2 separate regions of the Homo sapiens genome follow, and region 2 is linked to region 1. Evidence: chromatin contacts called from ENCODE Hi-C or POLR2A ChIA-PET data. All regions are on one chromosome and are shown on one strand. Each heading gives the region's core, a stretch centred on a gene start or an enhancer-like site at or near the end of the contact. The rest is flanking DNA. Distances are from core to core; before and after follow the strand shown.

Region 1 (6,392 bases), core at 529-3,028:
TTCATAACAGGGATTGTGGAGAAATTAAAGTGACTTTGCCTGCCAGCTTCTGGAAGAGCTGGGGTCAGTAGCTGGAGGCGTGTCTTGTGTATGCAGCCTCCCGCCCTTGGCCTTGCTTGTTTTCTCATCTGACTGTTTTAAGGATCTATCTGCCTTCCTCCTCCACAACCCCCACCTCCTCTTAGGAGTATCACACTCTTCTGTGCCCTGGGAAGGATATGGCAAAGTGGAAGAAGTGCAGGAGTGCCGTCTTAGGGTCTTATGAACCAACTTTCCTTATTTGTGAAGTGGGGCAAGAAGAGTAGTGCTTCTTTCACCCCCAGTTATGAGGTCTTGGGAGACCCGATCATTCATGTAACAACAGAAGATGGCTTCCTACTCTAGCCAACCAACCCCAGCCCTGAAGTTCCCAATTCCGACCAACCCCAGCCGTCGCGCTCGCGAGCTCTGGGGACCCGAACTCCACTTCCGGGTTCCGCGCGGAGAACCCCACACCAAGAGCCCCGCAGCGCTGGCTTCTACTCGAGTTCCCTCCCATTCTCTGCCAAGAGGCTCCTGCCTCTCCTCCACCGCCGCCCCCGCAATCGCCCTCACCACCTCCGGCCCTCGGGGGAGGGTCTTGAGTTGTTTCCCCGAGAGAAGAAATCAGACGTCTTAAGCTTAATCAAATGTTTGCGATCAGAATTTGGGGTTACAGGCCTCGGTCCTGGGCGCAGTGGGGAGCGTCCGACCCCGGCGGTCCCCCGGAAGGGCGCTCTCGGAGGGAGACAAGCGCTGGAGCGGAATCAGGCAGGCGAGGCTGCTGGGCCAGGGCGCGGGGAGCTCTCCGAGGTGCTGAAGCCGCCCCAAGGTCCGCCCAGCCTGGGCGAGGCCCGGAGTCCTGAGGCTACGGCCCGTGCGGTTCCCAGCGACCTCTGAGATTGGCTGCCCGCTCTCCGGGATCTTGTCCCGGGCTCCGGCCCCGGCGACCTTGGGCAACCGACTGTCCCTCACAGGCGGCGGTGAACTGGCGGTCCAGGCTGCGCCTGGACTGGCGGCGCGTCCCATCCCAGGGCTGGGAGAGCAGGGGCGCGCCCCTTCCCCGGCCCGGAACGCTGAGCAGGCAGCCGAGCGGGTGCGGGCGAGTGGTCCGCGGTGGGCTCTTCTCTCCCCGGCCGAACCTCTCCAGTCCACCCGCTCCTGCGCTTCCCCAGGCCCCGACGGCGCCCCTCCTCGCGGGCGGCCCGGCCGGCACGCAGCGGCGCGGCTGGAGCTCCCGGCCCTCGACCCCGACGGATCCCTGGCGGCGCAGCCCGCCCCACCCACCCGCAGCCTCCCGCTGGGGTCAGACTCCCGCGCCTCGCGGCCAAACCGCCAGCGGGGCCACGCAGGGCGCTGAGGTCCCGGAGAGGCGCGAAAATAGCTCAGGGTCCCGGGAGTATGGTCAGGGCGGAGGCGGGAGCGCGGCCGGACCCAGCTGCCAGCTCCTTCCCCAGCCCGCGAGGGGGCGCCGCGTCCCCATGACAACGCGGACACCCCCACCCCCCGGAGGGCAGCGCCCCCTGCTCCCCTGCGTCGCTGGCCGTGGGCGGCGCCCTCTGTGCCCAAGCAGGGAGCTGCCGGCCAGCCCCCGAGAGGGGCGCGGACCGCCGGGGTCTCCGACGCCTCGGGTGTTGACCCCCGCGCGTCGCCGCCGGGTGACCGGCCCGGGGCGGGCGGCGCGGCCCCGCCACGATTGGCTGCTTCCTCGTGACATCACGCGGCTCGGGGAAAAGTGCGAGCGTGAGCGCGAGTCGGAGCCACAGCGCCGGGAGCTGCGGGCGGAGCAGGGGCCGCCCCTCGACACCCCGTCCCCGCCCCCGGCCCTCGGCCCGGCCGCCCGCCCCGCCGGCCCGCGGGGCCGCGCGTCCGTCCCGCCGTCTGTCTGGCGCGAGGGGAGCTGGGCAGAGGCGGCGGGTAAGTGGCTCCGCGGCGGCGCGGGGGCGGGGGGCTCGCCGGGAAGAGCAGGAAGCAGGTCCCCGGGACGCTCTGAGGCTCCCCAGAGGTGGGTTCGACTGGGACAGGGCGCCAGACCCCCTCCGGGGCGAGCGCGGGCCGGGAGCGGCAGTGGGCCGGGGCTGGGGGACCCCGCTGGAAGCAAGGCCGGGGGCTCTCGGAGGCTTCTCCAGGTGCGCCCGGGTGCGCCCGTGGGAAGGGGTGGGCATCCAGGATGTCGGGGGCGGGGGATTGCCCGCCCACAGACCCCACGGAGCCAGGGGCAGCCGTCGGGGGTGGGACCCTGTACTCCAGCCCTCCCACTGGCGGCTCAGCAGGGCGCCGGGCGCTGAAGCCCCAAAGAGCCCTTTTCCCGCCGTCTCCCCGCCCTCCCTCTCCCTCCACCCCTTTGCCCCCGCGCTGCCAGCCCACTCCGGCCCCTGGAGTCCTCCATCTACGACCTTGAGCCCCGACGGAAAACACCCCTGCCCTCCCCGACACCCCTCCCCCGCTCCGGTACTACCCCCCTTTGCTGCCCAGCCTCCAAGCCGGGGTCCTCCAGCTCCAGGCCCCCTCCTCCGGCCCCGCAACGGAAGTGTTGGGCACAATGTCGGTGCCAAATCTTCGCCTCTCCCTCCCTTGGACTCTGGAGTCTCCTCTCCCGCCCCAGGGACAGATCCAGGGGCCACAGCCTTCCCAGAGCCATGGAGTGAATGCCCAAGAACCGAAGACCTACACCCCAAACCACCCCACGGGCGTGCGGAGCACCCCCTCCGGTCTCGCCCGGGGAAGAGGGGTGTCGAGGACTCGGGAAACACAGTGCCCACGCCCAGAGGCTGCAGGAACTGCGTGCTAGGGGCTTGGAGGGAGGGCGGGGCACCCGAGAGCCAGGGCTCCTTCGACCACGGCGGAGACATGGAGGAGCCTCCAGATGGCCTAGGAAAACACGGCCCTCGAGGCCCGCCCGACCCTAGCGTGAGAAACTGGGTCCCCACTTTGGTCACAGGGGCTAGACAGTGCCTCTGGGGTAGGGTGCAGGGTGAGGAGAGAAGGAGGACAAGAGTCTTGCACTCGCCTGACCCGAGCTCTGTCCGGGCCTCCGCCTTGTGGGTGCACTGCGGATGCCCTCTCGCCGCGAGAATGGGCGGCTTTTGGCAATAACGCCTCTTAGGGGAGTTATTAGAGCTGAGCGTGCCTGGTGTCCCTCAAGGCCAGGTTGGGCGACTCTCGCAGAGGCCCCTCGACAGATGTCAGTCAGAGGCTAGGACTCTGCCACATCTTTAAGGACTTGGACACCTCTGGGCACCGGGCTAAGACGGCGTCCCAAAGTTAGGTGGCCCGTCGCAGGCAGCCCCTAGTAGTCTGGCCTCCTCGCCCGCACAACCCTTCACCCACAGGCCAGGTGCAATCCCGATGCAGGCTCCTGGCCCGACCCTCTACGCGCTCAGGCGGACAGCTAAGGTCTGGCTGAGTCTCCGGCAGGGGCGTTTGGAATGTGACCGGTCACCCACTCTCGGCCCTGCATTTGCTTGTGCATGCAAGTCCACAGGTGTAGAGGCACCCGAACCGTGTGCATCCTCCCGGCCACAGCACCCTAGGCACGCACACGCATGCACATGCACGTGTGCACACGGCGCGGCATGCTCACGCGCTCTCACGGGCGGACTGGTATCCAGGCGTGGCCGTGCGCACACACACGCACATGCATACAGCTACTAGCGTCTACTCGCGCTCCCCCGTAGGCACACACAAACAGAACTCGCACTCGCGCTCCCGCCCACACGTTCCTCGCAGGGTGCCGGGTGGAATCCGGGCTCCCTCAACTTTCCCACCCGAGAACCCCGCGCGGAGCCGAGGGCAGCTCTGGGGCGGCGTCCGACGGGGCCTGGCGAGGGGACCCCGCGTCACTTCCCCGGGAGGCTGTGCCTGAGGGCTCCTCTGGGTTCGCAGTCGCATTGGAGTTGGGGGCGGTGGCCAACGGCGGCCGCACGGTCTAGGTCCGGAGCGGGCACCAGGGACCGACATTGCCATCTAGCGGTGCGCACAGCCCCGGCGGCGGCGGCTCGCTCCCCAGATGCCAGGCGTATCTGGATTCCAGGGAAGGCGCCAGAGGGGGTCGGAATGTCTGCGGGTGACCCCGAGGTGTCCAAAACGACGACAGCTGGGGCGGGGCGGAGTCGGGGAGACCCTGAGCCTCGCCCTGTCAGCACCTGGCAGCTCCCTCACGCGGGCCAAGAGCAGGACTTAATCACCGGCCATCCAGTGGTCCCGGCTCAGCCCAGCCGCCAGGATCTGGGAGAAGACAAGACATCGCTTGTCTTCTGGGAAAGCTAAGTCGAGAAGCCAGCAGGAATGTGAGGGGACCCTACCCAAGCCTCACCTGGACAGTCCCTCAGTTGTGTGGTTTTCGGGTCGAGGGGAGCAGAGGCAGGAGGTCAACTCTGAGCAGTAGCACCTTGGACTTTAAGAAGGAGCTTCCCGGGTTCTTCTGCCCCCACCCGTACTTCCTAACCTGGTGACTTTGGGCCAGTTGATTAACATTATCCTCATCTATAAGAGGATATTTACATCTGTAAGATGAGGACACTAATAATACCTGCCTTTTCAGGCTGTTGTAAGGATTAAACCAGATAATCTATATTAAAAGCTCAGAGGGGTTCCTGACACGCAGTTAACACTCAATAAACAAGAGCTATTATGTTTTCACATTCTGCACTTCTAGCCCCGTTTGTTATCATCCTGCTGCCCTGTATCCTGCCTTGGGAGGCTGAAGTGAGTTTCCTTGGGGCTGGCTGACTGATTACTCCTGCCTGCCCTGTCCCCTCCTCCACGTGAGTGATTGGGGGAGGGCAGCCTCCTGGTGCTGGAGGGGACAGCTCAGAGAGTGACACCTGAGCTTCTATTTCAGAGGCTCTCAGAGCCAAATGGGGTTGTCAGGGACCCCAAGAGAGGGCAGTATGTGGTCTTTGCCCTTGACTCGTTGTGTGACCTTGGGGGTGACAACACTTGCTCTCAGCCTCTCCTCCTACGAACCAAGGATTTAGAACAGGAGAACTTGAACTATCAGGCTAGGAGGCTGGGTCTGTATCTGCGACGGTGGAATAGAAGGGCTGGGGTCAGACTTGGGGCAGTTACCCTGGCCCTTGGCCCCAGCCTGCAGTACATTTTTGTGTTTATGTATAGAGATCAAGTTTAGGTGCCAATCCCTATAGCTGCTGGGGAGGATGTCCCAGGACAGGATCCTCTCTATTCTGCAAATGAGAAAGAGGTGCAGGAAGGGGCAGTGGATCGTCTCAGGCCACAGAGCCAGAGCCCAGGCTGCGGGTTAGTGCTCCTTCCTCCACAGCCGGCTGCCGCGCCCTCTCTTCCTCTCACACACAGACGCACAGAACTGCGTATCCGACCATGCCTGCTGGGCTGGCGTGGCTGTGATGGGCCCGCGTGCGTCTGTGGAGCGGTGTGTGTGTTGGCGGGTGTGAAGGAGGCTGGGCTGAGCGGCTGCCCTGGCACTCAGAGCTGGCGTGGGCCTCCCTCACATGGAGGGAAGAGGAAGAGGGGGAGGAGAGCTAAGAGGAGCCTGGTGGGAGGGAGGGCAGGCTCAGGGAAGGGCCTGTGGTGGGGACTCCAGCTAGGGCGCCGCCCGGTGTGCGGAGTGGACTGTGGAGGGGAGAGGCGGCCCTGGCAGCCCTTCTCTTCCCTCTGGGACAATTCTTTCACCTCACGGGTCCCCAGTTGGGCCTCAGGGTTCTCTGACAACCTAGTGACCCCTGCACTGCCTCCCTCCCAGCTGCATGCCCTGTGGCTGGAGCTGAGGACTCCTTGAAGGGGATGTGACAGTTGCAGGTACCTCCTGAAGCCCCTTCTGCAGGGACTCTCCTCCTCTCTGGGGTGCCCAGCTCCATGCACCGCCTCTGGTCCCCTGCAAAGCCTTCTGGCTCCTGGAGCTCTTTGGCCTCCTTCAGCCAGAGCTCTTAAGTTACGGGACTGCCTTCCTCTCACCACCTCACCCCGCACTTAATCCCACCAGCAACATAGTGCAAGAAGCCGTGAAACCTTGGTCAGGCTTTTAACAGCTCCGTGCCTCAGTTTCCCCATCTGTAAGTAGTAGAGAAAAAATGGTATCTACCTCATAGGTTTGTTATGAGGATGAAATGAGTTAACACTATAAAAAATGTTGCCAGGCATGATGGCGCCTGGAGTCCCAGCTACTCAGGAGGTGAGAGGATGGCTTGAGCTCAAGAGTTCTAGACCAGCCTGGACAACATACCAAGACCCTGTCTCTACAAATAAATAGATAAATAAATAGACACTTTTTTTAAGTGTCAAAAGTGCTTGGCACTTAGTAGACCATCAGTGTTAGGTGCTCATACATACCCCGATTATTGCCTTTGTCCCAGTGTCTTCTACAGGGGTTGGAGAGCAGGTGTTAAGAAATGACC
Region 2 (6,908 bases), core at 2,850-5,349, 77 kb after region 1:
CAGGGAAATTGTCCTCCCTGAAGGGAGGATGCGAACCCAGGTCTGCCTGGCCCTGGGATCTGCTGCCCCTCCGGCTCTGCAGCCATGACCTCATAGTCTGTGTGAACAGAGGTCCCTGGAACTGCGCAGTGCGCCAGCTCTGCAAACCAGCCTGCTCCAAAGCCATCTGCCTGCTGGGATGTGTCTTCCTCTCCACCCAGCCCAGGTCCTGGGCCTAAAACCCACTGCCTTCCCTCCAAGGGGCTCATTCATTGCCTCCTCTCACTGTGGCTTTATCCATCAACCCCAGCTCTCTTTCCACTCCTTTTTCTCCAGTGGCTTCTGTGGCCTTGGAAAAGCAGACACATGGCTCTCCAGACCTTGCATTGCTGCTGCCCACCCGCCTTTAGTGACCACCCCGTTCTCTCCTCCTCAGCCTGCACGTGTCCGGGGAGGAGCTTTCACTCTCCCTGTCTCTACTTCCTCTTTCCCTAACCCTCCCCACACCAGCTTCCTCCCCTCAAGGCCCTCAACGTCTAGCTCATCCTCCCTGCTATATCCCTCCTTCTTGAAACTCACTCCTTAATCTTCCCTCCTCTGACCTCCCATCTGTTTCCTCTTCCTCCTCCTGTCCTGCCAGACACGTGGTTCTTGGTAAGTGACTGACTGGTAAGTGATGAGGGACAGCCAGGAAGTTCCTCTGTGGGTCCACCTGAAGGATTCTCTGCGTCTGAAATCCACACTCTTCTTTGCTGGGCCCTACCCTGGTTCTCCCTTTGCCAGCTACTGTGATGTAGCTATTCTCTCCTCCGTGAGCTCTAAGAGACTGAGTGTGCTCATTTCATAAGCACAGACACTGTGCTATTTCATGCACTGTCTCACAGCCATGGCTCAGTAAGTGCAAAATTGCCACTCCCATTTTCTAGATGAAGAAATGAAAGCTTAAGACACATGCCCCTGGTCACACAGCAGGTGGCAGTGCCAGTTACGATGGACTTGACATCCCCATGCTCCTAACCACTGTACGTTTACTATCCCCCTTGGAAACAGTAGATATCTGAACCCACACCACCGCTACCCTTCTTCTGTCCATGGTAGACATTATCAGTGGATCATGACACTCCTTCCTGTCAATTCTGAATGGTGCCTCAGGATCCTTCTTTTTTTTTTGAGATGGAGTCTCACTCTGTCACCCAGGCTGGACTGCAGTGGCGTGATCTTGGTTCACTGCAACTTCTGCCTCCCAGTTTCAAGTGATTCTCCTGTCTCACCCCTCTCAAGTAGCCGGGACTACAGGCACATGCCACCATGCCCAGATAAGTTTTGTATTTTTAGTAGAGACGAGGTTTCACCATGCTGGCCAGGCTGGCGTCGAACTCCTGACCTCAGGTGATCCACCGCCTCGGCCTCCCAAAGTGCTGGGATTACAGGCATGAGCCACCGCGCCCGGCCCAGGGTCCTTCTTAACTCAGTGTTTCAGGCAGCTACCACCACCTTATTGGAAATGGCTTTTGAGCTGAAACTCACTTGCTGTCCCTATCATGAGATACTGATGGTGCCTAGCAGATGCCCCATAAGCACTGGCACCATAATGCATGGGGCCCAGGGCTGGAACATTCCTGTTATCCCCTAAACCCACCTCCTGCAAGCCACTCCTGAGCTCTCTGGGAGCTAGGCTGGGCATCGGGAGCTCTGTATTTTAGTCCCAATTCTACCACAAACACTGAGCAAAGCATAGACTCTCTTTGGGCCTCGGTTTCCCCATCTGGAAAATGAGGCAAAATGAGATAATGCTGACCCCACACTTGGCTTCTCTCTTATGTCTGGCTTCTGCCTGGACACTGGGGCTGGGGCAGGGCAGCCTCAGCCCAGGGAGCTGGCATGACAGGCGGGCACTCACTCTGGCTGGCCGTGTAGACGCCGTCTGCGGCCAGGGGGTCTTCCTTCACAGTCTGGGAGCCGGAGGAGAACTCGGGAAGGCAGGGCACGAGGGAGCCCAGCACCAGAACAAAGCACAAGGCTGCCACCTGGTAGCAAAGAGAGAGTGGCATCAGATCTGGGGTAAGGAGGGGCCACGGCCCTGACCACCCCACTCCTCCTCTCCCAAACCAACAGGCACAAAAGTCTTAGCGTTTTCCCAAGGAAGCAGCTGCTCCAGTCGACCACTCCCTCCTACATGTGGGGTCTCCTATCCTCTCTGGGGAAGGCAGGGACAGCCCAGGCCATCCCAGCCCATTGTAGGGGGGTCGCCACAGGCAGTGCTAGAAGTAAGAGGGAAGTGGCCAATGTGGAGTCCCCTTACGGGGTAGAGGAATCAGGAAAGGAAGGAATAGGTGCAGGTGGGGCTTGGGGCTGGGACGAGGGAGGGGGACACACCGCCACATCACGTTCTCAGCAGGATTCTGAGGAGCCTGGCTAGCGGGAGGTGCTGAGAGCCACGGAGCCCACACTACCCCTGCCCATAGCCTGGTTCTGCTGCCTGACAGCTCGAGGGTCTCGGAGGGCCGGGGCATGCTGAGCCAGGCGGCAAGAGACTGGCCATTTCCAGAAGAAGATAGAAGAGGGACTGGAAGAGGTCTGAAACACGCCCTGGGAGCCTTCCGGGTTTCCAGGGGTTTCCTCAGCCTTTTCACTGCCATCTGTTCCAGAAAGAACCATGTCCGTTCTTCCCTGAGTCTCCCCAAGCCCTTCCCTGCACAAGGCCTGTGGAAGCCGCCTCCTCAAGGAACCTGCCCAGCTGTCCCCTAGCTGGGGCCACTGGAGTCACCTACACATCTACACTGTGTTAACCAGTCGGGGACCGGTGTGAGGCAGAAGGCACCATGGGCTTGGAGAAGGAGTCTGGAGTCTGCTAGAACCAGCCCACCAGGCGCCAGGATGGTGTACCCTGGGACGCTGCCCACGATGTTACCGATCCTTAAAGCTCTGCCCAACCCTGGAAAAAGCCAGCCTTGGGAAGAACTCTCCTCCTGTGGGTCTGTGGTGGAGGGAGCCACACCTACCATGAGGCAGGTCCCAGTCTGGGTGGCGGCCATCTTGTAAGGTCTGGAGATCTTGTTGGTGACCAGAGTCTGGAGTTTCTGCAGCTGCTGGAGCAGGGTCCTGAGGAGGGCACAGCAGTCAGCTGGCAGGCTTTGACCCCGCAGGCATCTCTGCCTCCTGGAGCTCTCCTAGGGGGCTGGCTCCAGACTTGGCCTCCACGCCAGGTGCCCGTTTCAGTCAAGATAGGAAAGGTCACCTCCTGCGTGGCTCCTCTGCAGAGTGGCCTGGCGCCTGGGGCCTGCCTCATGGTGACTGGCTGGGTCACCTTGTGGAAGCTCAGGCCTGCCCTGTGATGCTCCTGGCCAAGGGGGTTGGAGGAGGGAAGGCCTGCCCCCAGCTGCACAGATGCCAGCCTTCTTTTGCTTAACCGACACCTGCCACAGTTTCACTGACCTTCCCTCCCTGGCACCCCCAGCACCCTGAGCTGATAAGAAGGAGCTGTTTGGCACAGTGCCTGGTATGTAGTGAGTGTCTAGTAAATGGTAGCTATTGTTTTTGTTAGGTTTTTTGTTTTGTTTTGTTTTGAGACAGAGTCTCGCTCTTTCACCCAGGCTGGAGTGCAGTGGTGCGTTTGCGACTCACTGCAACCTCCGCCTCCGAGGTTCAAGTGATTCTCCTGCCTTAGCCTCCTGACTAGCTGAGACTACAGGCGTGCGCCACCATGCCGGCTAATTTTTGTATTTTTAGTAGAGACGGGGTTTTGCCAGGCTTGTCTGGAACTCCTGACCTCAGGTGATCCACCCGCTTCGGCCTCCCAAAGTGTTGGGATTACAGGCATGGGCCACCGTGCCCAGCCATTTTTGCTTTATTGCTGTGTTTGCTTTTATCACGGCACTTCGTTTATTTATATATCTCCACATCAGTCTCCTTTATTAACTGTGGCCTCCCTGAGGGTGAGGACCGGGTCCCACTCAGCGTGGAATCTTCTGGGTGCATACAGAATGCGTTCAGCACAGGCTTGGTGGGCAAATGTTTAATCTCTCTCCACCCAAACGGGCACGTAGGGGTTGCAGTTCCCACAATGTACAGCAGGTGGCGAAATAACTACAAGGGCTTGGACCTACTTTGGGCCAGAAAGGAACCCCAGCCAGAGACAGAGGGGTGGGGTGGGGGGTCAGGTGGGATTCTCCAGGCCAATCAGGGAACAGAGGAGTGGCTGGATCCCGCTGGAGAAGCTGGGGGAGAAGGAAGGAAAGAAGGAAAAAGTCTTGTGTTGAGCACCTGCTGCATACCAAGGCTGTTGTCTAGGTTATTGTAATTAATCCCAGCAAATAATTATTAAAGACCTACCACAGGCTCATGGCTGGGCACTATCAGGAATTTGGAATGAAAATAATGGTGGGGTGTGGTGGCTCACGCCTGTAATTTCAGCACTTGTGGGAGGCTGAGGCAGGAGGATTACATGAAGTCAAGAGTTCAAGACCAGCCTGGCCAACATAGTGAAACCCTGTCTCTACTAAAAATACAAAAATTAGCCGGGTGTGGTGGTACACGTCTGTAATCCCAGCTATTTGGGAGGCTGAGGCATGAGAATTGCTTGAACCCAAGAGGCGGAGGTTGCAGTGAGCCGAGATTGTGCCACTGCACTCCAGCCTGGGCGACAGAGCAAGACTGTGTCTCAAAAAAAAAAAAAAAGTAAATAAAAATAAAAAAGTAAAAATAATGAAAGAAGGCCAGGTGCAGTGGATCACACCTATAATCCCAGCACTTTGGGAGCCAAAGCAGGAGGTATGCTTGAGTCCAGGAGCTGGAGACCAGCCTGGGCAACACAGCAAGACCACGTCTCTACAAAATACTTAAAATTAGCCAGGGGTGGTGGTGTGCGCCTGTGGTCCTAGCTACTTAGGAGGTTGAGGGGGGAGAATCAGGAGTTTGAGGCTGCAGTGAGCTATGATCACCCCACTACGCTCCAGCATGGGCAACAGAGTGAGACCCTATCTCAAGAAAATAAATAAATAAAAATAATGAAAGAAGAATAAAAGCTAACATGAATTGCACATTTCTAAATGCCAAGCATCAGGCTGGATCCTTTATTCGCAGGATCTTATTAATACCCTCACATCCATCCTATGAGATAATGTTTCTTTTCTTTCTTTTTTTTTTTTTTTGAGACAGAGTCTCACTCTGCCACCCAGGCTGGAGTACGGTGGCACCATCTCAGCTCACTGTAACCTCTGCCTCCCGGGTTCCAGTGATTCTTTTCCCTCAACCTCCTGAGTAGCTGGGATTACAGGCATGCACCACCACATCCGGCTAATTTTTGTATTTTTAGTAGAGATGGGGGTTTCACCATGTTGGCCAGGCTGGTCTCGAACTCTTGGCCTCAAGTGATTTGCCCGCCTCCGCCTCCCAAAATGCTGGGATTACAGGCGTAAGCCACTGTGCCTGGCCCTATGAGATAATGTTTCTATCATCCCCATTTAGACGAAGAAACAGGGGCCCAGAGATATTTAACGATTTCTCCAGAGTCACAAAAATGGCAGAGCAGCGTAAGAACCCAGAGCTGTGACTTGACGTGGCTGCTACCTGCCAGGCACTGTCCTGCTGTCTCTATACTCCTGTTTCTCAAACTTCATAGTACATGTGAATCACCCAAGGACCTTGTGAATGTGCAGTTTTTAGCTCAGTAAGTCTGGAGAGAGTTCTGAAATTCTGCATTTTTTTTTTTGAGACAGAGTCTGGCCCAGGCTGGAGTGCAGTGGCACAGTGTCAGCTCACTGCAACTGCCGCCTCTCGGATTCAAGTGATTCTTCTCCCTCAGCCTCCCGAGTAGCTGGGATTACAGGCGCCCACCACCACGCCCAGCTAATTTTCTATTTTTAGTAGAGATGGGGTTTCACCATGTTGGTCAGTCTGGTCTCGAACTCCTAACCTCAAATGATCCACCCCCCTCATCCTCCCAAAGTGCTGAGATTACAAGCGTGAGCCACCGTGCCCAGCCTGCATTTCTAACAAGCTCCTAGGTGATGCTGATGTTGCCTGTCTGGGTCAGCTGGCTTTGAGTAACAAGGATTTACACCAGTGGTTCTCAAACTTGAGGGTGCAACCTAATTACGTGGAGGGCTTATTAAAACACAGGGCGCTGGGCCCTACCCCTGGAGCTTCTGATTCAGTAGACCTGGCATGGGGCCCGAGAATAAGCATTTCTAATAATTCCCAGGGATTGTTGCTGGTCTGAGGACCACACTTTGAAAACATCTGCTCACTTAAGCAACTCCCCAGCCCTGCCAGGTGTAGGTGAGGAAAAATGGGAACACAGAGAGGGGCAGGATGTAAGTGGCCCAAGGCTGCAGGGTGTGTTTCTGGGGTCCCTGTCATCCTAAACTTAGTTCTCTCTCCTCTCCCCTGTCTCCCAGAGCTATGCAGAGCCAGGCACGGGTTGCAGAGGGGCAGGGGGCCAGGTTGGATGCAGGAGGCACTACCCACCTGTTGGCATTCTCCAGGGTCTCCACCTTCTTCCACAGTTCATTGTTCTCAGATGTAAATGTCTCCACCCTGTAGGGGCCAAGCAGGCACAGGCTCAGGGGCAGCCCCCAGACTCACAACAGCTCCTCGGCCCAGCCCACCACCATCACACTCCCTGTGCCCCCTGCCTCTGCTGCCCCCTGAGGGAGGGCCTAGGGGAGGGCAGGTCAGGCAAGGGAGTGGATTGCCCACCCCTCCCAAGCCCCTTACTTCTTTTCTAGACACTCCACATACTCCTTCTTCTTACGACGGCTCTCCTGGGCTGAGATCTAGAGGGGGAGGCCCGAAAACAAGGGTTAGCACTGCCACATATTCACTTCCTGGGCCCCCCAATTTCAGAGCTGGTATGCCAGGGGAGCCCACCCACCAAGGAAGCCCTCTGAAGCCCCAGGGTGGCAGGCTTTACCTTGTTCTTGATTTTC

The links. Hi-C counts contacts between places; a loop is a spot of excess contacts on that map. ChIA-PET counts read pairs that join two places held with the same protein, here RNA polymerase II (POLR2A). Pooled maps may share reads with other maps.
Region 2: a loop to region 1 is called in a pooled map, with 2.3 times the contacts of the local background. The contact joins the enhancer-like site here to the promoter of CHRM4 in region 1. A Hi-C loop is called at or near these places in 2 of 50 pooled maps. POLR2A ChIA-PET finds 5 or more read pairs at or near these places in 2 of 52 experiments (K562 and OCI-LY7).

The regions. Positions count from the first base shown.
Region 1 is chr11:46,387,162-46,393,553 of GRCh38, reverse strand. It overlaps CHRM4 (cholinergic receptor muscarinic 4), which reads left to right and starts at 1,778. Exons shown (of 2, transcript NM_000741.5): 1 at 1,778-2,023. RefSeq lists enhancers at 1-764, 2,282-2,885, 2,886-3,491 and silencers at 1,418-1,467, 1,648-1,737, 3,717-3,926, 3,957-4,016.
Region 2 is chr11:46,312,459-46,319,366 of GRCh38, reverse strand. It overlaps CREB3L1 (cAMP responsive element binding protein 3 like 1), which reads right to left. Exons shown (of 12, transcript NM_052854.4): 6 at 6,893-6,908; 7 at 6,697-6,755; 8 at 6,448-6,516; 9 at 2,982-3,081; 10 at 1,880-2,006. Among named protein-coding and RNA genes, the nearest start is that of DGKZ, 32 kb to the left of the region's middle. Within about 2 kb of position 4,099, at least 5 of the 41 ENCODE cell types and tissues checked have a DNase peak (open chromatin) inside an H3K27ac peak, as active enhancers do.